Regions from separate parts of the Mus musculus genome. Here regions 1, 2, 3 and 4 are each linked to region 5. The links are chromatin loops, found by intact Hi-C in ENCODE. Cell type or tissue: heart. All regions are shown on one strand. Region 1 overlaps Tpk1 (thiamine pyrophosphokinase). Region 2 overlaps Arhgef5 (Rho guanine nucleotide exchange factor (GEF) 5). Region 3 overlaps Tpk1 (thiamine pyrophosphokinase). Region 4 holds the start of Arhgef5 (Rho guanine nucleotide exchange factor (GEF) 5). Region 5 holds the start of Tpk1 (thiamine pyrophosphokinase).

What was found. Peaks named below come from ENCODE experiments on the same cell type or tissue, not always from the same donor. Only the 100,000 strongest peaks of a DNase experiment are listed, where the experiment ranks them.
Region 1: it touches region 5 in a loop (2.1-fold over the local background); 2 of 42 quality-filtered maps call a loop at or near these places.
Region 2: a loop joins it to region 5, with 2.1 times the contacts of the local background. A loop is called at or near these places in 5 of 42 quality-filtered maps.
Region 3: a loop joins it to region 5, with 9 times the contacts of the local background. A loop is called at or near these places in 11 of 42 quality-filtered maps.
Region 4: it touches region 5 in a loop (2.6-fold over the local background); 7 of 42 quality-filtered maps call a loop at or near these places.

The regions. Positions count from the first base shown.
Region 1 is chr6:43,545,221-43,550,220 of GRCm38, forward strand. The region is part of intron 4 of Tpk1 (thiamine pyrophosphokinase); the gene reads right to left. Among named protein-coding and RNA genes, the nearest start is that of 9430018G01Rik, 110 kb to the left of the region's middle. In heart, no CTCF peak of the experiment used is centred here; no DNase peak of the experiment used is centred here.
Region 2 is chr6:43,275,442-43,280,441 of GRCm38, forward strand. Arhgef5 (Rho guanine nucleotide exchange factor (GEF) 5) reads left to right here. Exons shown (of 15, transcript NM_133674.1): 3 at 499-556; 4 at 1,096-1,157; 5 at 1,363-1,616; 6 at 4,002-4,162; 7 at 4,720-4,872. Among named protein-coding and RNA genes, the nearest start is that of Arhgef5, 12 kb to the left of the region's middle. In heart, a CTCF peak has its summit at 3,021 (motif pointing left); no DNase peak of the experiment used is centred here.
Region 3 is chr6:43,392,989-43,397,988 of GRCm38, forward strand. The region is part of intron 8 of Tpk1 (thiamine pyrophosphokinase); the gene reads right to left. Among named protein-coding and RNA genes, the nearest start is that of Gm35113, 15 kb to the left of the region's middle. In heart, a CTCF peak has its summit at 2,729 (motif pointing right); no DNase peak of the experiment used is centred here.
Region 4 is chr6:43,263,714-43,268,713 of GRCm38, forward strand. It overlaps Arhgef5 (Rho guanine nucleotide exchange factor (GEF) 5), which reads left to right and starts at 1,931. Exons shown (of 15, transcript NM_133674.1): 1 at 1,931-2,030. In heart, a CTCF peak has its summit at 2,845; DNase peaks (open chromatin) are centred at 1,848 and 2,918; H3K4me3 peaks cover 2,374 bases; H3K27ac peaks cover 1,695 bases.
Region 5 is chr6:43,663,200-43,668,199 of GRCm38, forward strand. Tpk1 (thiamine pyrophosphokinase) reads right to left here and starts at 3,079. Exons shown (of 9, transcript NM_013861.4): 1 at 2,937-3,079; 2 at 2,561-2,618. The coding sequence starts at 2,603. In heart, a CTCF peak has its summit at 3,117; a DNase peak (open chromatin) is centred at 3,012; H3K4me3 peaks cover 1,512 bases; H3K27ac peaks cover 1,520 bases.

The sequences.
Region 1 (5,000 bases), 120 kb before region 5:
TTAGATCTGTTGAAATAGGGAGTTATGAGTAAAAGTTTCTGGTAAGATACATACTGAAGCTTAGTTATGAACAAAAGTTTATACTATATGCTTGTTGAATAAAGGAAGAGGCAAAACTCAAGTTCATAAGGAGAACAGCTAAAAGCTTCAGAGATCGCTACCCTGGAGTGCAGGGCTATCTCAAGGTTTACATTACTGTAAGTGCAATTTGGATGTTTTGCCACAAAATTTATAATGAACTCTGGAGTAAAATGAATTCCACCATCAATCTTCTGTTTTCTAGCAATAGGAGACATTGCTGCTTTGGTTGCAACATAGCCATCAACTCAAATGTCATGGCCTATGGTGATATGTTGCCAAACAATCCAAACACTGACCCTAGAATTAGGGTTATTTTTCTGGATCTCTGTCCATTAATATAAACCTCCAACTTTAGTAAATTGAAAACCACAACAGAAGTATATAAATGACTGTTTGCAACCACATACATAAGTGATTTGTGTAAGTGTGTATAAAGGGACAGACAGAGACTATCTTATGACTCCCTTAAAAAAATTGGAAAAGACTCAACAGTTAATATTAATTGTTGATCTTCCAGAGGACCCAGAATTGATTGCAGGATCAATTCCTAGGATCATTGTTAAGTGACGCATGACCATCTATACCTCCAGCTATTGAAGATCTGATGCCTCTGGCCTCCTTGGGTACCTATCTGTACTTATATGTACATATGCACCTGCAGTTAAATATACATCATTAAAAAGAACAAAATCATTTCTTTAAAACTAAAGAAAAAACCCAAAATGGTAATTTGTAATTGTTCCCAATCACTATTTTTTCAAGAAATAAAATTAAAAGAGCCATATGTTACTCCAAACTTTTGACAAATGATGCCAGATTTTTTTGAACAATCAACAGAAGGTAATTTATTTCTGAGAATTCCATCCACAGAGCAGGAAGGGAAAAAGGTTCTGTCAGGAACATTCTTTATGAAATAGAATAGCCATAAAGAACAATGCCTCTGATTAAATTTAGCTGTAAACTGACTTCCTGCAGCTGCTAAAAGTGATCTCACTCGAAGAATTTATTCCAAGCTCAGAAATGACCTGACAAACTCAGCCCTTTGCATACACATCTGGCCTTCTTCTTGTACCCCCAAATGATTCAAAGCCATACACGATAACTCTGAGATCTGTGATTTATGCCATTTGATATCCAACCAACTCAAGTATATTACTAAGGTAATCTACCCAATAATTCAAGATAAATATACCCTCCCAGTCTGTTGTGTAAGGTTCTTTAATACCAAGATTTCTAGAGTAAATACTCTTTTAAATGTGCTAGTCATTTCTCCCATCCGTCTTTTTGATTCAAAGTTCCAATAGTATTGGCCTGCTTACAAAGCTCAGTGATTTGACTGTATAAATACTTTTTAAATAGAAACTTACAGTAGCACATGACTAATCACTGATCAGGGTGCATTGTACAAATTAAGCAGAACCAAGTACTTCCTCTTCCCAAAGGAAGGCTTGTGCAGGTCTCCTTCCCATGTACATTAAAGCACAGTGAAAGCTGTATTTCCTATCTGTGCCTGAAGTACTTGAAAATAGTGAAAACAAATCCCATCTTTAAGGCAAGTTGTCACAGGGAGGTGGAATTAACTATTTTATATAGTGGAGGTTATTGACTTCAAATTTATGCTCAAATTCTTAACACCAATTTACTCCTCACACACACACACACCTACATATACACATACATATGTATATGTAGGTGTGTGTGTGTATATATATAGTCTTGTCTGATAAAAGCATCTAATAAGACTGACCTAGCATTTGTAATTTTTTTACTGATGCAGAAAATGTAGGCCATTTATGAGTCTTTTCCATTAGTTCTATAACCCTCATTATTGACACCTTCCAGAATTTTCATCAGTTCTAATTTGTATAACTAAGGAACATCCATCCAGAGGCAGTCCTTGAGAAGCAGTGGCAGATGCAACTAAAAGGTAAATGCAGGCCAGGCAGTGGTGGCACACGCCTTTAATCCCAGCACTTGGGAGGCACAGGCAGGTGGATTTCTGAGGTTGAGGCCAGCCTTGTCTACAGAGTGAGTTCCAGGACAGCCACGGCTACACAGAGAAACCCTGTCTTGAAACAAACAAACAAACAAACAAACAAACAAACAAAAAAGGTAAATGCAGGAAGAGGGTGGTTTGCAGTTTGGTTTTTGTTGCTGTTGTGAACACCATCACAGAAAGCAGCTCAGGGAGGAAAGAGGTGATTTGGCCAACATGTCTGGATCACCATGTATAAGAGAGGGAAACCAAGGTAGGACCTCAAGAAGGACGAGAACTCTGGAGACAAGAAATGATGCATAGGCCACAGAAGAGTGCTGCTTACTGACTTGCTCTCTATGGCTTGTGCACCCTGCTGTCTTCTACAGCTCAGGACCACCTGCCCATGGGTAGCACAGACCACAACGGTGCATTCTTAAATCAAGAAAATATCACAACAGTTTTGCCTACAGGCCAATTTTATGGAGGTATTTTTGCACCTAAAGTTCCCTCTTTTCATGTGACCCTAGTGAAGGGGGTCTTCCCTGGTTCTTGTTTGCTGACAAGGCCCACAGAAGAGATAAGGAGTCAGTGAGGGGAGGGAGTCAGGCAGTGGTTTAGGGAATCATGCAGCTTGAACTGACCAGCAACCAGATTGCTTCTTTATCTACACAGGTTTCACACAACAGAAATAGACTAACAGTTATCCAAGAAGTACAGATTATGTGTTTGATTTTTCATTACAGGCTATAAAGTAGGGGAAGTTTTAGTCAATCTGTCTTATTTACTGAGTTTTATTCCTCCAGGAGGGTATCATGTATGACCCCTATCTTCAGAGAGCTCTAAGCTTATTGTAAAGGAAGGGCCTTGAATCTGTAACCTGTCCTCCTGGTGAGTCAGTTTGTCAATTGTCTCTGCTTACCCTGCACCAAATACACTGATTGAGTTTGCTCAAGAGCAGATTCCCCAAGAAGATGCCCTGGAGTAATGGCTTCATCTACTATGTACTTATCTGTGCTTAATGATCTCCAGGGCATAAGGAAGACTTCCAGCTAGGGCTGGAAAAAAGTTAATTTGACTATTTTTCTAAAAAGACTCAGACATAATTTTCTCAGAAAAGGACATAAAATTAATCACAATGCAGAAAGTCCCCAAGAATGGAAGACACAGAGACCAAAACACAAAAGTAGGAGATAGGAATGACAGTGACTGCGTTCAGCTTTGCTGGAACTAACTATGTCAGACAGCTCTGCTGGTTTAGTGACTCTCAGCATTTCTAGTATACATGCCTGTGCCACCCGAGCTTGTGTCAAGTTCAGAAAAATAAGTCAGAAAGGATGCGATAATTGTGTTGAATAGATACACAAATACATAATGCCCCAGTCATTAGAAGATTACACACCAGCAAAGAACAGCAAATACATTACTGATACACACGAATATGAGCAAATGCACAAATATTTGATTGGGGGAGGGGGCATTTGTTTGTTTGTTTGGAATACTGGGGGACATGCCATGGTGTGCACACACAGGGTAAAGGACAACTTGCAGGAGTTAGCTCTCTTTTGCTACCATGTGGAATCTAGGGCTCTACCTCAGGTTGTCATGTGGGTACTAGAGACCTGAACTTAGGCCTTCCATACTGATTAAGCTCTCTCCCAGGCCCAGGTTATTTCAATTGGATTTTCATCCTGGTTTACATGGAACAGAGTTTAATAGGGATAATTAGGGTCATAACAGTCATCCTCTGGGAAGTGTGGCCAATCCGCTGATAGAGGACTTGCAAGCACAGAAAAAACTATAAGTTTGAAAAGGGAACTTTGTCCAGGGCTACGTCTTCTGCATTCTAGAGAATCACCTCACCTCACCACTGAGTTATAGCCTCTGCTCTGAAATCTTCACAGTGAGAAAATTAAGGCAAGATGTGTTCTGTTATTCTTACTAAACATACTTCCCCTCAGTCCTATCACTGAGCAAGTGTACTCAGCAGAGAACCTTTGTATGAATGCAGCAGCATCTCTGAGATGCCTGTCTTGTAAATTACAGCAATCCTTCCTATGCATTTCAGCAACCTAAAATAATGTTTACATAAAATTAACCTCTAAGACTTCCTATTTAGATTTCTGTATGCATCATTTACTCAGAACAAAAGATGAAAACAACCCTCACCATCTCAAATATCCTTAAACAGAACACCATCAAGTCATAGCTGTTTCTTAAGACTGTTCTGCAAATTAGCCTGAAAAATCTCTAAATCCCAGTCATGAATAACACATACACACACACACAGACACACAGACACACAGACACACACACATTTCACACTTAGCACTGATGTACATACTATATGCTGTTCTCAAACTATTAATGAATTCAAATCTAAGTACCTTGCTCAGAATAAGAAATATTTGATAGAAATTAGTATACAAAATAATGTAGCAGTCTGTCATAAAGGAAACACAAGCTAAGTAATTTTAAGCAAAAATAAATATTATTTTTAGATACAAAACATTATACTGCATATAATTATGATAGTACAAAAATAATATATGCAATTATGAAATATTTCTTCAGCATTAACATACTTAAAATCTGATTTTACAAGTGAGAAATCCCTTGCTAAAAAAAAAAAAAGCTCAGTCTCAGTGCCATCTCTGTTGAGATATCAATGAAAGAGCATTAATTCAATAAGTTTTCAGATGCTCATTAGTGCACTAGATATTAGAGGCATGCAAAGATGATTAAGTGTGATTACCAAAATCGAGCAGTTCACCACCCAGTGAAGGGTATAAGGCACATCTTCACAAGATAAAATGAGAGAGTAAATAATTAAAAAGCATTATGCAAAGTTAGGAAGCAATAGATCACTAGAAATTTATAATCTAGTAAAGGGCATTAGTCCTTACAACTCTAAATCAAGGTAAAATGGGGATGGGGCCCTGAG
Region 2 (5,000 bases), 390 kb before region 5:
GACTCTAGAACCATTTATGTTAGACAAAGCTTTTGATTGTACATCTTCCATCTGCGAGGTCTCTATTGCTCTCTCTGCAGCTTCATTCACCTGCATCACCTACATCAGCTCAGAAAGTCATGACCCACCATGATCCTGTCAGAATGTTCCGCCACCCTTCTTACCTTTCCATCTTCTGCTTCCCCTGAAACTCACTTCTTCTTGAAATTGCCAGACTCCTTCATTTGCTGTATCTTTCGAAAATCTTAAAGTACCCTTACTTTGTGCATTTCCTGTCTTGCATGAAGGCTGGGGGCATAGCTAATATATCTTCTGGAATTTCTACCCTGACATGAGCGCCAGGGACACAGTAGGTACTGGGCTTTAGAATACCTTTGGAATCATTGTCTTCTCTTCCAGATTCCAATAGAACTGTCTTCCCTTTGCTCAGCTGTGGCTCCTGCTTATCCTTTCACCTACTCTAAATGTCCTTGTTGTGCCACCCATTTCACTTTTCAGATTTACGAAATCCAGCTGCGGGAAGACTTCCTGGCTCTTCAGATTCTGTTGTTTTCCGGTGAGTTGCCCTGACTCTTCAGTAATTCAACTGTACTGTCTTCATTTATGACACTAAGATTTCTCTAGTAAGAATTCAGTGGATAAAGATCCTGGAATCGAGAATTGCTGGTGCTTTTATGTCTAAAAAGTAAGGAGAGGAAGAAAGAGGCACCACAACTGCGGAGAAGGAAGGTGTTTGTACCTACCCAGTTCTGCCTGCTGTGTCAGAGTCACCTGTTGTCCTCCTAAGGCATATGGCTATAAAGCAGTCTCCTTCACATACTATCCCAAAGACCCCTGAGTTACAAAGTAGAGTTATTGTTTGAGATGCCCCACTGCATTTCTAAGTTCTCCCTAAGTCCTAAGATCTCCCTGGACTATGAGATAAGGAAGAAGGGTTGAATGGAAGGACCCGTGATGGGGACGGCTGAAGCAACTTTCCTTCAGTCCTGTCATCCCAGCATGTATATGGAAGGTTAGAGGATTTTAAATCTAAAGTCACTCAGGGTCTGCTGTCTCACAGTCAGTAAGCAACCTCAAATCCTGCCTACTCCACAGGGAGAAGAAACCAAAGGAGGGGATGGGAGGCTTTTCAAGACGTTGCTCCAAGCTCATCTCCTGTGAGTACTTTAAAGCAGATCTATAGGCTTGTGTGTGCTTTCTGTCTAAAATGGGACAGGGACTCATGACTGCCAGCAATTGAATGGTGGTGTTCAGAGAAATGGTTGCCAGAGGTCAGCCATAGATGCCAGTTTCTGTTGGTGGGCTTCTACTCACTTCGTTTTCTCAGGATTTTCTCCTTTTCCTATGTATCTTCACCCGTAGCCCAGCTACTTTATCAGGAGTACAGTGATGTTGTTCTGAACAAGGAGATTCAGAGCCAGCAGCGGCTGGACAGCCTGGCCGAGCCACATGGGCTCTCTTCCCCACGGCATCGTCGAAAGGCACTGGTCTCTTCAGACTCCTACCTACAGCGCCTCTCTATGGCCTCCAGTGGCTCCCTCTGGCAGGAAATCCCTGTGGTGCGCAATAGCACAGTGCTGCTCTCCATGACCCATGAAGATCAAAAACTGCAAGAGGTACCACCAGGGCAGGGCAAGGGAAAGCAAGGGGAATAAAGTCAGATTCGCTAATGTTTTATCTCCTCCTCACCTCTGCCACCAAGAGCAGGTTCTCCCCACCCCAGGCTCACCTGGATACATAGTGACTGCTCAGTGCCACACTGAAGAATGTGAAGTGCTCTGAGAATCCAGCATATTCCCTTCTTCCCTCACTCGTGCATGTGCCGTCTACTCTTTCCTGTACTGGCTTGAACTCATACAGAGTGACCTTGCCTTGGAATCTGTTGGGAGGGGTGTGAGAGTAACTTCATCGAGATAATCTCCTCTCCACATCTACAAGTGTTTCACACAAGCCATATACTCATTTTTGCTGGTCTTTTGAAGAGGACAGCCAAAAGTTTTCCTTTGGTTCTTTGATCTCACTTAGGCTTTACTATATCCCCGCTTGGTCATCATCCCCAGGACTAGGACTGCAGGAGACACTGCTTGTCTGGTTCTAAGCAGTGAGCATTAGTAAGTTTTTCTTGGGCAGATTCTGCTTTTATATTTGTCTGAAGGAGGAGGTAGAACATTCCTTCCCAGGGAGAAAATAGGGCACAGTGGGGTAGACTTAATATCTAAGTCATTGTGTTCTATAACAGTGATGGAGACACGATGCCTTTGTTACTATCTGTTTCTTGACTTTGGCCAAGTCACCTTGCTGTCTCTAAGCCCTTTGTAAAACAGATACACAGAGTTACTGGGAGAATAAGAAAGATAAATGGTTACTACAGAACAGTCAGTCAGAAAATATTGACTATTTGAATTTAGATGATGTAAGCCTGGCTTCAATTAATGGGATAATCTTGGATAAGTTATATAATTTAACTGGAAATTTTAAAATACCAGTGTCTAGAAAATTACTAACCTGTCCTGTGTTTATTGATCAAATAATGGGAAGATGACATGAACTCTCTGAAGTCACAAGGGTCCTGATTCTAGCCTTGATCCCTCTTGACTTTGCAAGAAGAGCCACCTAAGTATCACCACCTCACGCTACATATTCATTTCATAAAATAGCATCTTGGGAATCTGCAGTGTTCTTCCACAGACTCTCTTCCTATTGAAAACTGTGTTTGCTGAAGTGTCTTTGTGGTGGTGGGGTGGTCACTCTATATAAAAAGACAAAACAATAACAACAAAAACCCTGAGTTTCTGAGTGTTAAATGAGCCACTTTAAGCCATGTGGTCTTTGATGGTTATGTTGAGAATAAACCTGCAGTATCATAGTTTGGGCTTGTATATTAAGTTCAGCTGTGGTTGGCTATTTCAGTGATCAGCAAGGGATGCCTATCTTACTGTTTTCCAAGTAGTCTGAGTGACCATGCTGGGAAAAGGAGTCCACTCATCATGTGTATGAGTTATTGCTCCCTCTGCTGGAGCCTTCATGCACATTCTTAAGTGACAATTGTAGCATCTTCTCTCATGTATCCTGTTTCTTTTTATTCCCATCTCTCCTCAGACATAAAATTGAGCTTGTCATCTTCCTCTCTCTCCCTGACACAGACCTCTCTGGCTTAGTCCATGATTCCACCATCTAACCTATTGCCTAACCAAAAGCAGGGTGGTGGCTTTGGCTCCTCCTCTTTACACCCCACTTCTAGCAAATAAGCAACGCCTTCCAAGTCCTCTTTGATGACTAGAGTGGTGCATTTTTCCACATGCCTCTGAGTGATAGGCCTTCATCTCCCATCTAGACATGTTACCCAATTTCCCAGCAGGGCTCTTACGTCTTCTGGCCTCTTCCACACATTGCTAAAAGGTATTCTCATTCTAAGAAACGAAACAAAACAGAACCAAGAAGCAACCCAGCTAATTCCTGACCTTTTTACATTTTCACATCTCTTTAGGCTTAGATCCTGCTGTGCGGTTGACATGATCCACCAGGCCTCGTGCCTCATTGCTACTTGTCCCTCCGGCTTTATTTTCGTTTTTTCTTTTCTTTTAAATAAAAGCTCTACAAGTGCTCAACTTAATTGTTTCTTTTCTAAAAGTAAACTTCATCGTGTTTAAAATATTAACCACCTTATTACGAGATCCAGCACAGTCTATTTGTTGGTAAAATGTTTACTATCGCATGGTAAATTAACATAACTATGATATCACAGTTATTTGTGTATAGGTATGAATGTATCTTTAAGTTTCTTGAAAACATAAAGGCTCTGTTCACGTTATTGGGCCCCTAAGTTGACTCTGGCATACTCAAATACTCCTTGTGTTCCTCCTAGACTAAGTTTCATTACTATGACTGATGAAAAGATATAGCTAATTCAGTGATCAACCCTAAACCATTGTTCAGCAACTTTTATCTACCAGACAGTTCATAAAAGTATTCATTAATCTTCCTCTTGTCCAATCTTCTAGGCCAAGTTTGAGCTGATTGTGTCAGAAGCATCTTACCTGCGCAGTCTAAACATAGCTGTGGATCATTTCCAACATTCAGCCCAGCTGCGGGGCACCCTGTCCAACCAGGATCATCAGTGGCTCTTCTCTCGTTTGCAGGATGTACGAGATGTCAGCACCACGTGAGACTTCTTCCAAACTCCATTCTATCAACCTTGCTGTGCTTAGCCATTGAGATTGCAGCTGATTTTGTCCCACTTAGAAACCTTCTCTTTGTCAGAGTCTCTGGATAAAAGTGGGCCTGGGCTCCCTCCATGACCTTCAGGGGTAGAAAGGGGGATAGGAAAAACTAAGAAGAGGAGGGTATGGAAGGTCACAGGTCTATTGATATAGATGAGTGAGAAGTGCTTCCTGGATTGAGATTTTATCTATGTTCTGGGTTTGTACCGCAGTGAACACAAGCTATAAGAACCACTGGAAGACTGGCAAACCAGAATAGAATAAAAAAAAAAAAGAAGAAAAAGAAATAGAATAGTAGAATTCTATTTAATTTCCATCAGAAATAAACTAGTATCAACCTAGGGGTTGGTTGGTACTACATAGCAAGGGCACAGAGCTAAGGAGAGTCAGGAGAAGTTAGTGATTCATGGAATTAGCTGCAGGCTCAGAATATACAGGACTCAGACAGATGCTGGGCTGAGGACCCAGTAGCTCATGAGACTGTTTAAATATTACACAGGTTCCTTTCAGACCTAGAAGAAAACTTTGAGAACAACATCTTCTCCTTCCAAGTGTGTGATGTTGTCTTGAATCATGCCGCAGACTTCCACCGTGTCTACCTGCCTTATGTCACCAACCAGACCTATCAGGAACGCACCTTCCAAAGTCTAATGTAAGAATGATCCCTCTCCATTCCCTTAGTGGACATTGCAGTGACCTTGACTCAATCCCCAGCCCAGAGCCCTCTCTCATGAGTATATGTTCTTGTGCCTGCTATGTCATCTGAAGTTTCAGCCCATT
Region 3 (5,000 bases), 270 kb before region 5:
TGTAATAGATTTCCCATTTAGAACTGAACACACCACACTCTCCTATTCTTTGCATCTTGACCAGCTGTGCATCTCTGTGTTAGTAGCTATTTGTTGGAAAAAGAAGTTTCTTTGAGTTTTGAGAGATGGAACTCATACCAGGTACAGTTTTGGGGGCCACAGACTTGTGGCTCAATAGGACACAGGCTCTAGGGAGAACCTATTACTAGAACTCTGGACATAGCATTAAACAGAATACAAATGACTTTTTATTATACCCACAAATTAATGCAGCTCTCAAACCTCATACACATTCATTTATAACTGTCACTTATTGAGGATTATAACATTACCAACAGGAGGCTAAAAACCTCCCATTTTGCTACAATTTGGGAGTGCCTGATGCATGCCCATTCACAGATATGCATATGTACACATGTGCACGCACATGAAGCTTCACACCTCACTGGCCACACTGGTTTGATTTCTGTTTACCTCCCACTAAGTATTTAACCTGCTCATTTGCTTTCTATTCTATGGAATAGGGGGGTGACTAGCTGCCAGGTTATACTGGAACAAATACATTTCTTTTGTACTTCAGGTAAAATAAATGGTTGCAGTTTGTATCTCTGTAGACAAAATCCTCAAGCAACTGCAAACTTGGAAAAGACTGCAAAATGCTATTTGCAGTTTTCTATTTGCTAGCTTGTTCGGTCCTACACTTGGACCTGGTCTTCCCTATGCTGAAACTTCTGCACTCCTAAGGATTGTCACATAGAAATAGCACCAAGATGGCCATTGCTTGGATGCCTGCTAGGGTTGTCCTTAACCTGATAGTGTAGTAATTAGGTTCCAAGATGTTTCAAGGAAAAGGTGAAGGTGGACTGCAATGAGCTCACATGTTTATTTCTGACATACCCTGGCAGGGACCCTCACTTCCCCTTTCTTGTATTCAACTATTGATATGGTCCTGCTCAACTCAAATCTAAACCATGAAGTCCTCTCAAACCATGGTGATTTCCTATATACATACTTCAGGCTGGGAATTTCCTTGAATATATTGGTCTTCCTCCTCACTTATATAAAGAACCTTTCTTTTCCCACAGGACTTTCACGCTCTTCATATGAAACACACACACAAACATTGTGACTGCTTATCCAACAAGCACCACAGAAACATATTTCTTGACTTGGATTTCAAAATGTTCCTTGTTTGAAAGGAAAATTAATCCTGATGGTTTGAACGTTTGCCAAGTGGATTTTCTTACATGGTTGGAAACTCACACAATAACCATTAATAAACAGGCCATTTGCAAAGAACTCCAATGTCTATGTGCAAGGTCTAACATGATTAGAATTTGAGATTGTATAATTTAAAATTGTTTTTGTAAACATTATATTTATAGGTTGTCAAATGCATTTACCATAGATATATTATGAAACTAGACTCCATTTAAAGATATTTTACAGCAATGGATATGGGTTAATACTTTCAACTACAGTTAAGTATTATATCTAAAGGAATAATGAGATTTATGAAATATCAATTCTATAAATACATCTAACTATATATGTATATAACTATATAACTATATATATATAACTATATATATATGTATATATATATATGTATACATATATAACTCTTGGAGGTAATATGCAAAATGAAGTATGCTGAAAAAATTAAAAACTGTTCTTTTTCACACATTTGTGAATGTGACATCTAAGTTACTTATTTATGAGGATTTCCTAATACATTATTAAGCATGCTGCAAGATATTTTGGAAAAGTAATGAAGGCTTAGTAATGCAAAATATTTCTCTAGCCTTTGCACTCTAAGAAACAAATGAGGCAAGGCTTTCTTTTCAGTTGATGACTTCAGCGCTTCTTCTCCATCACCTCATTTATCACTTTATTCTGTGCATAAAGTCGTCTGCACTGTTATAAACTGGTCCCAGCTCCTCTACTAGATGCTAAGCTCTCTGGAGGTGGGTCAGGGAATTAGCATCCTTTGTACAGCCCAAAAGCAGAATTCCCATTGTATAATATGCGGATATGATGAATAAGTAAAAGAGTTTACCAAAGAGAGATGGAGGAGGATGAGGAACAAGAATGTGAATGACAACCCGGTTGCCACCTGCTCAAGCCACCATGCTAGCTCAGCACTTAATCCATAAGATTGCATCATCTGTACAACTAGCTTTATTCAAAAACATTCATCCATTGCGTTTAACAGTTTCTTGCTCTGAGGTACTTTTCTCTCCAAGTCGTCAGAGAAACTCATTAACATAGAAGAACATTAAATATACATGATAGAATGAGTTCTGAATTGTTGGAGTTGTAAGTGATAAGGGTTCTTTTTAAGAACTGTGAAGTTACTCTAAAAGGGGAGAGCACAGTAATAGACTGGGTCACAGTCTGACTTTATTTGAAGTAACCAGGAAGTCAAATACTATGCCTCAAAAGGGTTATCAAAGAAAAGTCTTGGAAAAGTAGGCAATCAAATTAATACAGAATAAAATATAACGCAATACTCATTTCCTTAGGAGTCGTTTTAGACATTTAAATATGGAAACACAACATTTATAAGCATATATACATACATAGATGTATACATATATACACATATAAAACTAAGTAACAAGGTATTACTGCATGCACAGGAACTCTAACCATGTACACATCTCAATTCTTTGGAGAAATGCTACTTGAAGAGCACGAGAGCTGGTGTCGACATTATTCAGTGTATTCTGTAGATGGCACTACAGGTCCAGCAATGATCCCCTGCTCCTAAGTCTTGCCTTCACTGTCTAGCTTAGTTAAGCATCATTCTGTACTCTATGAAACCCATGTCTGTTCTGAGAGCAGCAGCAGCTCTCATTTACAACTGCAGGCCACAACTCCAGTCTGCAATGTAATTAAACATTTCCTTAGAATGGATTATGTCCCACAAAGGCTGGGCTGCTAAAATGATTCTATTTATTCTGTGGTATAGCTTTCAGTGTGTTGTTCAGTGTAGTCCGATGCTAGTTTCCAAGGTCAGAAAAAAGTTTCATTGATAGAATGAAAGATAATGAAGCATTACTGTGAGTACTTGAACTCACAGTACCAAATGAACATTTTTTCTGGCATTTAAATTGCACTGTCTGGCCCAGGAAGTTAAGCAACACTCTACAGGGAGGCAAGTTTCATGTGTGCTGAAGGTGACAGACAAGGGGTGAAGATAGAGCTGTTTTACACCAGGCTTGGATGCCAAGGTAGGATGAGACGTGCACGCTGGCCCAAGCACTGAGGAAATACAAAGGTCAACAATACTTCTAGTCTCAAAACCCATATTTTTATGTCATCTTGTATTGATGACTGTTTAGCATTTTTGCAGATGTCACTAATGGCGACATAAGAAGAAGAAAAAAATAGTACAAGTGGATCCACAGAACCAGTGTGTACCTTTCCCCCAATTCTTGACTTTTTATTTTTCTAGCAAATCTCAAGTCAACAAAATATGTGAAGGCTAAGTAGTCATTATTCTTTGTAGGTAAACCATTTATAAACAGTTTGGGGCAAGACTAACAGTTACTCATTATGACCATCAAGGCAAAGGTTATTCAATGAAGGGCATTCTTGGCACAGGTGCACTGCTAAAAGGAAACAAGCCCTACAGTCCTTGCCCTCTATTTGTGCTCTGCTCTGAACAAGATGCTCTGCTGAACTTTTGTAGCTGACAGTCACCCAGACCATGGGAGACAGTTAATTTCTCTTGACCTTTGTCTGAGCCACTTAGGTGAAAAAGCTGACGGGGAAGAGATGAGATGCCCTCTTGCTATCCTCTCCTTAGAGCTCATTGCTTCAAGAAGCCTCTCATGCTCAAGGCCCATGTGGCCCAAGAAGCACAGTGCAGGAATCAAGAGTGGAGGACAATTCAAGGCAGATGCTTCCCATCCAGAAGCAGGGAGATGTCAAGATGAGGAGAAAGCAGAGTGGAACTTTGGACAGAAGGACAAGAAGGCTGTAATGTATCAATTCTGACCCTTAATACCTCAAGCTGACTGCAGAGATTTTACTTTTCAATTACCTGGATGTTGAGATGCCAAAAAGAAGCCAACAGGGACTCAGAGCTCTAAAAAAATCCAGCATATAACAACATGAATAAGAACACTCACAAACAAGTTGTCAGTACAATGCTGTTACTTTTCTCTGTGTCTCAGGTTTGAGTGCACATCTTAACAATGTCTGCAGATGGGGACATTGAACCATTCAACACTCTGACTATAGCATCTTCCTTGCCATATTTCAATTAAGCCATTTCCAATCAACTCTTTTGATTCAATAGCCCTTGAATCCATAGCCAGCAGTTCTGGGGTGAGGGTGTTGTGGTTTGAATAGTAAAGGCTCACATAGACTCATGTGTTTGGATGTGTGGCTAAAGGGAGTGGCTCTAGTAGGAGGTGTGGCCTTATGAAGTAAGTGTAGCCCCTTGGAGGAAATGGGCTGAGGATTAAAGGACTCCTATGCTCAAGTTATACCCAGTGAGGTACACAGTCTCCTGTTGCTGTTGGATCAAGAACTCTCAGCTCTTTCTCCAGCCTGCACTCTGTCATGCTTTTGCCCTGATGATAATTGACTAAATCCACAAAATAGTGTAGGGGGTCCATGATTTGATGAAGAATGATAGCCAGGATTCAAATAGTATGCAAAAGCAAAGAACGTTTTATTCTGTAAAAGTCTTAGCATGCTGGGGTCTACCATCTTCCAACATGGAAGTGACAGAGTGAACTCGAAGGCCCAATTTAAATCACATTAGGGGAATTCCAGGGCAGGGTAGGTGACCTCTCTTTTAATCTGTTGGCTCTATCTCTAGAGACATTCCAGAACTATTGCTGGGACATGGGAGCTGGAAACTGTTGCTGGGGAAGTATGGAAACTGCTGCTAACCCATTGAATTTTCCTCAGGCCAGCTTCTGAGGCCTAGACTTGCCTTGTTACCTTCTTGGAAACAGAGATTAAGGCCTAATATTCTAGAC
Region 4 (5,000 bases), 400 kb before region 5:
ACAGAGGTAAAATTCAAGTATTCAAGTCTACAAGCGTCTGACTTTACATTCCGCCCTCTTCCCACCACTCATTCTCTCTCATATCTAAGCGTTTTAGAGGACATATGATCCCAAATAAAGTCTCTTTATTTCAGAACTGGATGACAACCCTAACTCCAAAGTCCAGGCACCAAGTAATGTTAAAAAAAAAAAAAAAAAGATAAATAATGAAACTCAGTCTGCATGGTGAGGAGAGCTAGAGTAGTCTTATATATTGAATATTCATGAATACCCCGAAGATAGGGGCAGGGTCAAGAAGAAGCAAACTGCCTAAGAAATCACTTCAACTTTTCTACATCTTACTACCTGGCGAACATTTATTTCCCTGTTTAACTAGTGAAAAGAGCTGGAGATCAGAGCAAAGAGGATAGAGACTTAAAGAGCAACAATGTTGCCAGCTCAGAATCAGCACACACCAGGAGGTCAGGCTGTGAGAGCCAGATGAAGAGAAAAGGGAAAGTGAGCTTTCACTGAGGAGAGCCAAGGGCAGCAATGAGAATGCCCAGCTCCCTGTCCACACTAGCTGTGCCCAAGCAGGAGTGCTGACAGACACCAGCAACTTCTGCAGCAGAGGTTAACAAAATGTGTTCACCCACTAGAGATCAGGACTTTCTGAGTCCTTAGGGTTTCTCTCCCAGTCTAGAAGGAACTTTTTGACCAGCTTTAATTTTCAGATTCTCTTCACTCCTTGTTCTATGCCCTTGCTGGGTTTATGAAGCATGCTGGCCTGCCCTTATATGGCCGAATCCTAGACTTGGCATTTCTTATTATTTCCTGTATACTTCACTGCAATTATGAGTGTGTCTAAGCTAGCTAAACTCTTTAAAGTTTAATCCTCCAAAAGAGCATGACGGAACTAGGGCATTTTTTGAACACTGCATTGCTTCGGGACTATCAGAGAGGAGGCCTTTCTCCCTTGGTCATGTTTGATTCTGCAGGGCCTTCCAAACAACTGCTTAGCCTCTTCTGCCAGGGCCAGTGCAGCAGCGGTGGACACAGGGATCAGGGGACAGTCTACCCACAAAAGCTGATTGCAGTTGTGGGCCACAGCATTCCTAAAAGAAAAACAGCCAAAGAGCCTGTTAATTCTCCTGGGGAAAAAGTCATTATGGTACCCCCCAGAGCCAGGAATGGGTTTGGGGAGGGAGCCTGTGGACAGAACATCCAAAGTTCCTGTCATTAGGTAAAGGTGTGTGTGTGTGTGTGTGTGTGTGTGTGTGTGTGTGTGTGTGTATTCTCTCTCCGAATACTGGAAAGAACAGAGGAGGGTCATACAAACTGAGACATAAGATCTTAAAATGAACTCTGGAACATGGTGGCAAACAGAGGCTATCTACAGAAAAGACATAAGAATGTTTCACATGCACCCAGTGAAGAGAGAGAGGAACATGGGAAGGAGAGAGGGGGGTAGAGAGGGAGAGACAAGAGATAGAGAAGCATACAGACAGGAACAGAAGAACTTGTGCAAGAACCCTTTATCTTATGGCAAACACCAAGTAAAGAAACACGCTGACAATCCCAAATCTCAGATGTTCGGAAACATCGAGGGGCAGAAAGTCAGCCGGGTCCGGATGAGCCTCAGTTGGAGACCTGACGAGGACCCACGGAGGAAGAGACACGCAGGGGAGTCTAGGGCCACGCCGGACACCGGCGAGTCCCGTGCCCAGTTCTCTCCTGCGGCTCCTTGGTGACTCCTGCCTGGGTTCTGCCCCTGGACGGCCACGGCCTGCCGGTGCTGTGGGTAGAGCTCAATCCCGCGGAGCTCGCTCTTCCCAGCTCTGCCCGGAGCTGCCCCTCCCCCGGGAAGGTGTGTCCCTGTTTCCTCACCTGAAACTTCCTTGGGAGAAGCCGGTCCCTCCCTCCCGTCCGGCGGCAGGGGCGGGCCGCGGGTGGGGCGCCGGGGCGGCCTGGCCTGGCTGGGGACCGCGGCGGGCGCCCGGACCTGGAGGGGACTCTCGGGCCAGCCCGGGGCAGCATGTGACTCCGACCAGGTGGGTGCTCTCTTCTCTTCTGAGCCCCGGACTCTGGGTGGTCGTGGAGCCGGGTGGAGGTAAGGCAGGGGCGGGAAAGAAGAGAGAACTAGGCCTCCCCCGGGACCAGTCCCGGCCAGGTCCCGGGGCGCAGACTCCGGAAATGGGGGGCTGGGCCAGTGGGCCGGGCTCCGAGTGAGGGGCTGAGTACCTGGTCGGGACCGGGAAGGGAGCTGGAAGGAATGGCCTCCTGGCAAACTTTGCTTTCCAACCAGGTCTGAGCCTTGGAAATGGGCACCCTGCCCCGCAATGTTCCCGGGCCAATAATCAGAACTTTTTTCCACCCGGAAAGTCGGGGCCCTGGGGAAAGCTAACTCCTATGATAAAGAATTCTTGAGATTCAGTTTCTAGACGGTTCCTTACCTGGAAGTGTCTTTTTTTTTTCTTTTGTAACCAGGCCTGGGCCTTGCTTCGTTATCTTCGCGGCATTTACATGCCTACGTATGTGTGAATCTATGTACACACCTCTCTCTCCGCTGTTAACTAAGGCTCTGAAATCTGAATCAGGGATCCTTGCCCTGAGTTCCCTCTCCCCCATTTACCTGTGTATAGGGAGTTTCTTGTTGGCCTCGGCACAAGGTTCTAAGGAACGTGTAAGAGAGCTATTCGGAATATCGCGGTGCGGTAGCCCATTTTCAGAGCCCTAGTTTGGGGCATCTTCTATAAATGCCTTTTTCCAGAACTGATCCGGGAGAGCTAGCCCTAGAGCCTCAGTTTTCAAGTCTTCTTCCCCTCCCCCTTTCCTGGATCTTGGGTTCTCTGGACAATCTTGTCCTCCTGTCGGCCTAGCAGTGAACTCTGGCCAGCGCTGTGTCAGACTGAGGGGGAAGGGCACACCAAACTGGAGAGTTGAGAGGGTGGTTTTCCTTTCAGCTTCCTTCCTCCCTTGCTCTCCCACTGTGCTCTCAGCTTTACTTCAAAAGCACCAAGTCCCAGAGAAACAGCCCCCAGTGTGGCCTCTTCCCACACTTCCTGCTTTATCTACACCTGGGGTATGCAAGCTTCTGGCTCTATCAAAACAGTCATCATTTGTTAACCAGTCCTCGGGTCTAAGACAGAACCCATGGACCTTAAAAGGACTTGGAGGGGACAAGGGGGAGGCTGAGTAGAGGACAGACAGCTTCTAAATTCTAAGTTTGTGGTAAAAGAGAGATGTAAGCATTGGGAGGGACAAGTCAGAAGGAATGTGAAGGGGTACCTCTTTTCAAAAGAATACAGAAATTGAAGATGTAGCCAAAGTTTTCATATATCTGTTTTCCCTGGAGGGTATGGCTGCCCATAATGTGGTTTGTCTGAAGTTGTGTGTGGTCACGTTATGGACTTGCCTGTCTTTGGGATAGACGTCATTTGTGGTGTCTGGAATAGTCACTTACCCTGGTGTGGACAGAAGTGCGATCTCCTGAGATAATGTTGTAGAGAATGGTATAGACACAAACAGGTGTTAGCCTGTGTTGTAAACAGGACCCTGTACCTGCAATGTGTGTAGAGTAAGCTGGCCACTTGGAGTGTCTGTAAAGTACACAATGTCATTTGTATGCCAATGACAAACAAGTCACACCTTGTTTGACTGGATGGCCCCATAGTCACTGGTAGGCCTAAGGGCATAAGCATCCTCACTTAAGAGTGCTCTTATATAAGACCACCTGGCCCCTAAGACAACCCATGATATTGTCTAAGACATTGGACAATAGGTAAAAAGGTGCTTATTCCATTCTTTACTGGATTGGTTGGACAAGTTATAACACTGGTGTCATACTATACTTATTTCGGTGTCTGGAATATTGAGGGTAGTAATGTCAAACACTAAATCAAAGTACATATCTATGTGGTGATTATATGAGCTAAATGAAATGAAGAGGGTATCTTTTGGATTCCTCCAAATTCCAAGTGGGAGATTTGTTTTCTTACTGTAGGCAGAAGTATAGATGCCATTGTAAATGCAGAAGCAATCCCAAGAGGTAAGGAAGGGTATCTTTGAAATCCTTTTACACCTGGATAATTAGAAATGGACAAGAGCTAAAGTGTTGGTTGTGGAGTCTCTGTGAGACTGTGGAGGTCTTACTGTGTTCTGCACTGTTCTGTTAATGGGATCACTTGGAGCTTTGTCTATGGGGTCTTGAAGATGTGAAATGTCTCTGGTCTGGAGAGAAACCAGTTCCCTGTGGTGCTGTGCCCTGTCTCTCCCTGTATGCAGATAAATAGTGATTAGTCATCCCAGATGAGAGGGATATGAGGATGTTTCATCTCTTAACGGAATAGGTAGCTTAAAAAAATTCCGTTCTAATGCCTTCATATGAATGTTTTACAGATTTCCTTTAGCTTTATCCATATTCTAGCTGGGTCATGCCTGTTTGCATAGGATTATTAAGTTAGAATTAAATATAAGAACTAACAGTATGTGCTAACTTTGGGGTATAAACAATTAAGTGGCTTTCTTTCTTTCTTTCCCTTTTTCTCCTTCCTTCCTTCTTCCTTCCCTCCCTCCCTTATCTCTCTCTCTCTCTCTCTCTCTCTCTCTCTCTCTCTCTCTCTCTCTCTCTCTCTCTCTTTCCTTCTTCCTGGGTTTTTGAAACAGAGTTTCTCTTTGTAGTTCTGACAGACCTAGAATTCACTTAGTAAACTAGGCTAGCCCCAAACTTAAAGATCTTGCTGGCTCCACCTCCTGATTGCTGGGATTGAAGGGGCATGCCACTACCCTTCTTCTAAGGGTATGATGATATTGGAGAGAGGGTTCCAGACAGTACAGATGCTGATGAGGAAAGATAACAGGGTTTGTCACATAGTTTTCTGAGGCAGGTAGGAGCAAGTTTCAGTGAGCAAATAGGTTATTTAACATGTGGCTGAGAGAATAAGGTCACATTATGTATCATTTATACATTTTATATTTAAGAGCTAGATTAGAGTAAATCACATACTGCATTTTCATAACTG
Region 5 (5,000 bases):
TTTCCTAACACGCACCCTAGGTTGCACAAAGTACTCGCACCCTACCATGAGCCCTAGATTGGATCCCCACTACCACATCACATCAGGTGTGGTGGTGATAGGCATCTGTCATCACAACCGGAAGAGATGAGGTGACCAGAAGCTCTGAGGAATTCACTGTGTAGCAAGATGGAAGTGACGAAACAGGAAGAAATGAAGGGATGGATGAAGGGAAGGAGAAAACAATAGTAAGATGTTTATATGATCCACAACAAAGACGTCAACGGAACTTGATAGAGAGGAGGAAGTGTTAGTTTCTAAGTTTAGGTATTTAAACATTTGAGCCCACACTTGAGAAGAAGGTGTAAAGCTGTTTGCCTTTAGTGAGGAGGATGGAGCACAAGCATAAGGCACAGACCTGCAAGGCACATACTTTACCACTAAGCTGAGACCCCAGCTAAGTAGAATGGTCTGTTTACTTACAAACACTTCTATTTTTCTTTCAGAAAAAAATGTACAAGGATCTCATAAAACATCAAAGTTAAAATACATACACATTTTAACTCACTGTTCCAAACTAGTCATCTGCAAAACAATGTATAATAAATATCCTTTCTGTCTGAAATAAGTATTAACAGTTATTTCCAGAAGACGACAGTAAAATATTAGTGGTTTGGGGAAGGCTTTATTTACTTGATTAAAAAAAAAGAAAAGCCCTCCAATAAAAATGGGACTAGGCACTGTGCTGGTCTCAGAGTTACCATTCAATTTTACTCCATCTTACATGGACCTAAAGTCAGCAGAAACATGCCTGTGGTCCCTGTTTTCAAGGCCAAAGTTAAAAGTGAGATAGGAATACAGAGGAAGAAATTCTGAAAAACCACCCAAGGAACACTGATCCTGGCTTGGCAATTTTGTATCTGACACAGGTATCTACACCACAGTGTTACAGGCCTTGCTCCAGTGTAGACATAAAAGTGCACAAAATTAAAGAGTCAAGGCTTCTCCACTGAGCCGGTTATAAAATCGAAGGCAAAGCACTTCAATTCCTATACATTACTATTCCCATCTCAGAACTGGCCCTGAACTCCCAGTGCCATTTTGTTTGCTCTGAGACTTTGCCATTGAATCTAACAACTCCTAGCTATTGAATCGAATTGCTTCACATGAATTCACTGATAGCACCAATAGCCCCAGGACAGACCTCTGCTCTCCAGATGAAGAAACAAAAGTGTAAGGTCCGAGAACCACTAAGCAGCAGGACTAACATTAAAACCCATAGATTCAAATTCTTCAACATCATCTTACACCACTTAGCCCTCTCTGTACTTTCAAGGCAGAAAACACTGACGATTTTTCAGAAACCAACATTCTTAATAAGTAATCTGAAGGACAGCGAGCCCACCAGGATCAAATGCTTATTTTTGGAAATGCTATTGGTTCTGCCATTATTAGATAATTAAAAAACTGTGAAATTTAATTTGCAAGATGTTGTGATGCTTTATGTCTGAAAAACTGTTTACAGTGAGAAACCGGAAACCTCATAACCACATTAATAAAACAACCTGTTTTAATTCTCAATCTATCACTATTTCCCTCACTTATATAAGATAAAAAGAATCAACAGTAGACTAGAGGTATACAAGGTGGTTCACAGGACCATAGACACCAGAGACATGGCATAGTAGCTAATGCGTATAATCCTATATCTAGAGAGGTAGCCCCAGAAAGATACCTGGGGTCCCTATCCAGTTGGCCAGCTGGCCAGCCTAGCCTAATCAATTATTTCCAGGTCAGTGAGAAACTCAGAAACAAAGTGGATGACAGCACCTGAGGAATGACACCCCAGAATGACATCTGACCCCCATATGCATATGCGCACATGTACCTACACAAACATCCATAGATAAAAAGTGTAACTTGAAAATTAAATACAACTAACTAGCCTTACAATTTATCACTGTAGTCAAATTACATAAGAATAAATGCTACTAATAAAACTCATTCCACATGTCATCATGTGAAGTACAATAACTTCAAAGTTTGAGAAATAAAAATCCTATGGGCTGGGTAATCAGTTTACTGATAAGTGTATCTTACCTAGCATTTTCAAGGCTCTGGACTCAATCCCCAGCACCAAGTTTTATAATAAAAATTAAAAGCCTTAGGGTTAAAACTTCAAGACACTGTATGTAACCATGTACTGATCTTGTACTAAGTTCAGGTACTTTCAAGATGATTAGAAACGTCCCTGACAGACAGCTATGGACATCCCTCACGTTCCCAGTGTCAAATGTTCCACGGTTGGATATGTGTGTTTGGCATGTTGGTTGTTTACTCTTGGAATATCAGGTAGAGGATACAAACTGTATCAACTCGCTCAGTCCTCACAAAAGTTCTACAGGGCAAAGACTAAATATTTATGTTCACTTTCCAAACAGGGAAACAGAGGCACAGGTGTGGTTGCTAACTTGCGCACAGGAAAAAGGAAATGGAGTTTTCGGTTAAGGCCTTCAGGGTAGGAATGAGGTCCCTCTGCGGGGCTCGTGCTGACACTGTAGCATGGTAAAGAATACGGTACCCGTAGGTAGCAGGGGTTCCAACGGGGTAAAGGCATGCTCCATAGCGGGGAATGGATTCTGTATGGAAAACAAAATAAGTCCCAAGTTATTTCCCAAACGTAATTCTGCGACAGGAGTAAGCATCCCGCAGCAGGCACTTTGGACCCGGCACTACGGGAGGCCAGGAAGGTGCAGCGGTGGGCGGGGGAAAGTCCCAGGCAGAGGCTGGAGAACCTGGAATCTCAAGCGAGCTCCAGGCTCCAGCTCCGGCCACTGCCTCTATTCACCCAGACGCCCCAGCTTCCATCCGGGGACTGGCGGCGAGGGGCGGCCTCCCTCGCTCCCTCTTTCCCGCGCCCCCGCCCCGCCAGCCCGCGCCGGCAGCCGCGCACTTACACAATGGCGGGTGGAGCCACGAGCGACGCGAGCGAGGGCTGCGGGAGTGACGGATCGAAAGCTCGGCGCTCGGCTGCGGAGCCTGGGGCGCGCCGCGCGTTCGCGGGAGAGGGCTTCGTGCGCGAGCACAGAGCCCCGCCTCTTCCGGAGGGGCCCCTGGCTGCCGCCTGCGTAGCTTCTAGCAACCGCGGGGTGCTTAGTACCAGCCTGCTGTGCTCAGTTCCCTGCACAGTGGAGAATTCCATCCACCTTCGCCCATCTGTTACACCCAGTCCACTGAGTCCACCTTCTCTTTCATCTTCTGCTTCCCGTGCTTTGCACAAACAGTGCTTTGTAAACATACCAATGGGAACCCTTTAAAATAAATCACCACGTTGTAGGAATGCAGCTTTTTTTTTTTTTTTTAGCAAAGCCAAAGAACCAAAATTTCACCACCACCATCTCTAAGCCAGCATAGATGAGGACTCAAAAATTCTGAGAACCTGTAGGTCTCCTGCTGGCCCAGAAATAACAGAGACCCATCCCTGCGTTTAAAAACCAGTTCCAGGTATACCGAGCTAGCCTCAAAAATCACTGTGTAGCGAAAGATGACTTCATTCATCTGGTCCTCCTGTTTCTTCCTTCTAAGTACTGCTCTTTCAATCATGACTACTATGTCAAGTTAATGTGGCTGGTGCTGGGTATCCAGCTAGTCAAACATTCTAACTGATGAACTTCCCCTTCCCCAGTCGGGTAATAGGTAAGTCCTTTTTAATCTTTTTAACTCAAACATCCATTTCTTTCTATTTAAAGATTCCAAATACACTTCCCAAACTTGGGCAATCATTATTCAATTCTTTCCAGTTTTGATGCCAACATTTTAGCTTCTAGCTAGCAGAACATACACTATTTGCCTTTCTTTGACAACTTACTTCACTTGGCAGGCATAATGTCCTCCCGTCCCATCCACATCTCTGTAAATTCCATTATTTCATTATTTTTATTACTGAAGAATGCCATTTCTCTATTACAATATCTTTGCAAAGGAATGCTACTTCAATAAACATAAGAGTACAGAGCATTTGACTGTGTTTTCCATTCTCTTTGGATGTATGCCCAGCAGTGGGATGAGTGAACCATATGGTAGTTCTATCACCTGTTTAGTTAAGGAGTTTCCATTGTGTTTTCCATAGGTCTACGCTAACTTAAACTTCCATTAACCATGATCGAGTTTCTCTTTCTCTGCATCCTTGCCCAGCTTCCTTACTTTCCCTTTGTAAGAATCCTTATCACTGTCCCTCTCTTCCATCTCTCATCTCTCTCATGTTGATATCCTGTTGTGGTTTTATTTTAACTCCCTGGGGATTTGCGATGGCGGGCAGTATTGTTTATGCTTTTTTGGCCATGTATGCATCCTTTCTTGAGACATGGCTATTCAAGTCATTGGCCCACTTCTAATTTAGATTATTTGTTGCCATGGTTGTTTGGAAAAGTTGTTAGATCTCAAACCCATGACAAAGAGCCAACATGGACCTGGTTGTCAGGTTCCCTCTGCATTGCTCAGTTCCTAGCTGTTTCAGGGTACGGATGGCATACCCCACCTCCTACTCTAAATGTCTCCAGCCCTTCCCATATAATCCAGCCATTTTGCATACCTGGTCCTTTTGTTTACCATCTCCTCTCCTGCCTCTCCCTTTTCCCCTCTCCTCACAAGTGTCAGCTCAGACTTCTTCCAGTTGTCCCCAACTCTGGCTGTGCTCTCCCTTTTATCTACAATAAACATTCTCCTTCACCACACCTAGGAGCAGTCATGTCCTTCCCTTTTGTTCCCTTTTTTCATTCACGTTCCTTACACATACTGAAAAAAAAAACAAAAAAACAATACAAATCTTTGTTCTAACCAATGTCTAAGTGTTTTTTCTTATATTGTCTTCTGGAATTTCACATCTCACATTTAAGTCTTGATCCATTTTTCCACTGACTATTATACCCAGTAGAAGATAGGTGTCTAGTTTCTTTTCTTCGCATACAGAAGTTCAGTTTCGCAGAACCTTTCACAAAAGGATAGCACCATCTCCAAGATAT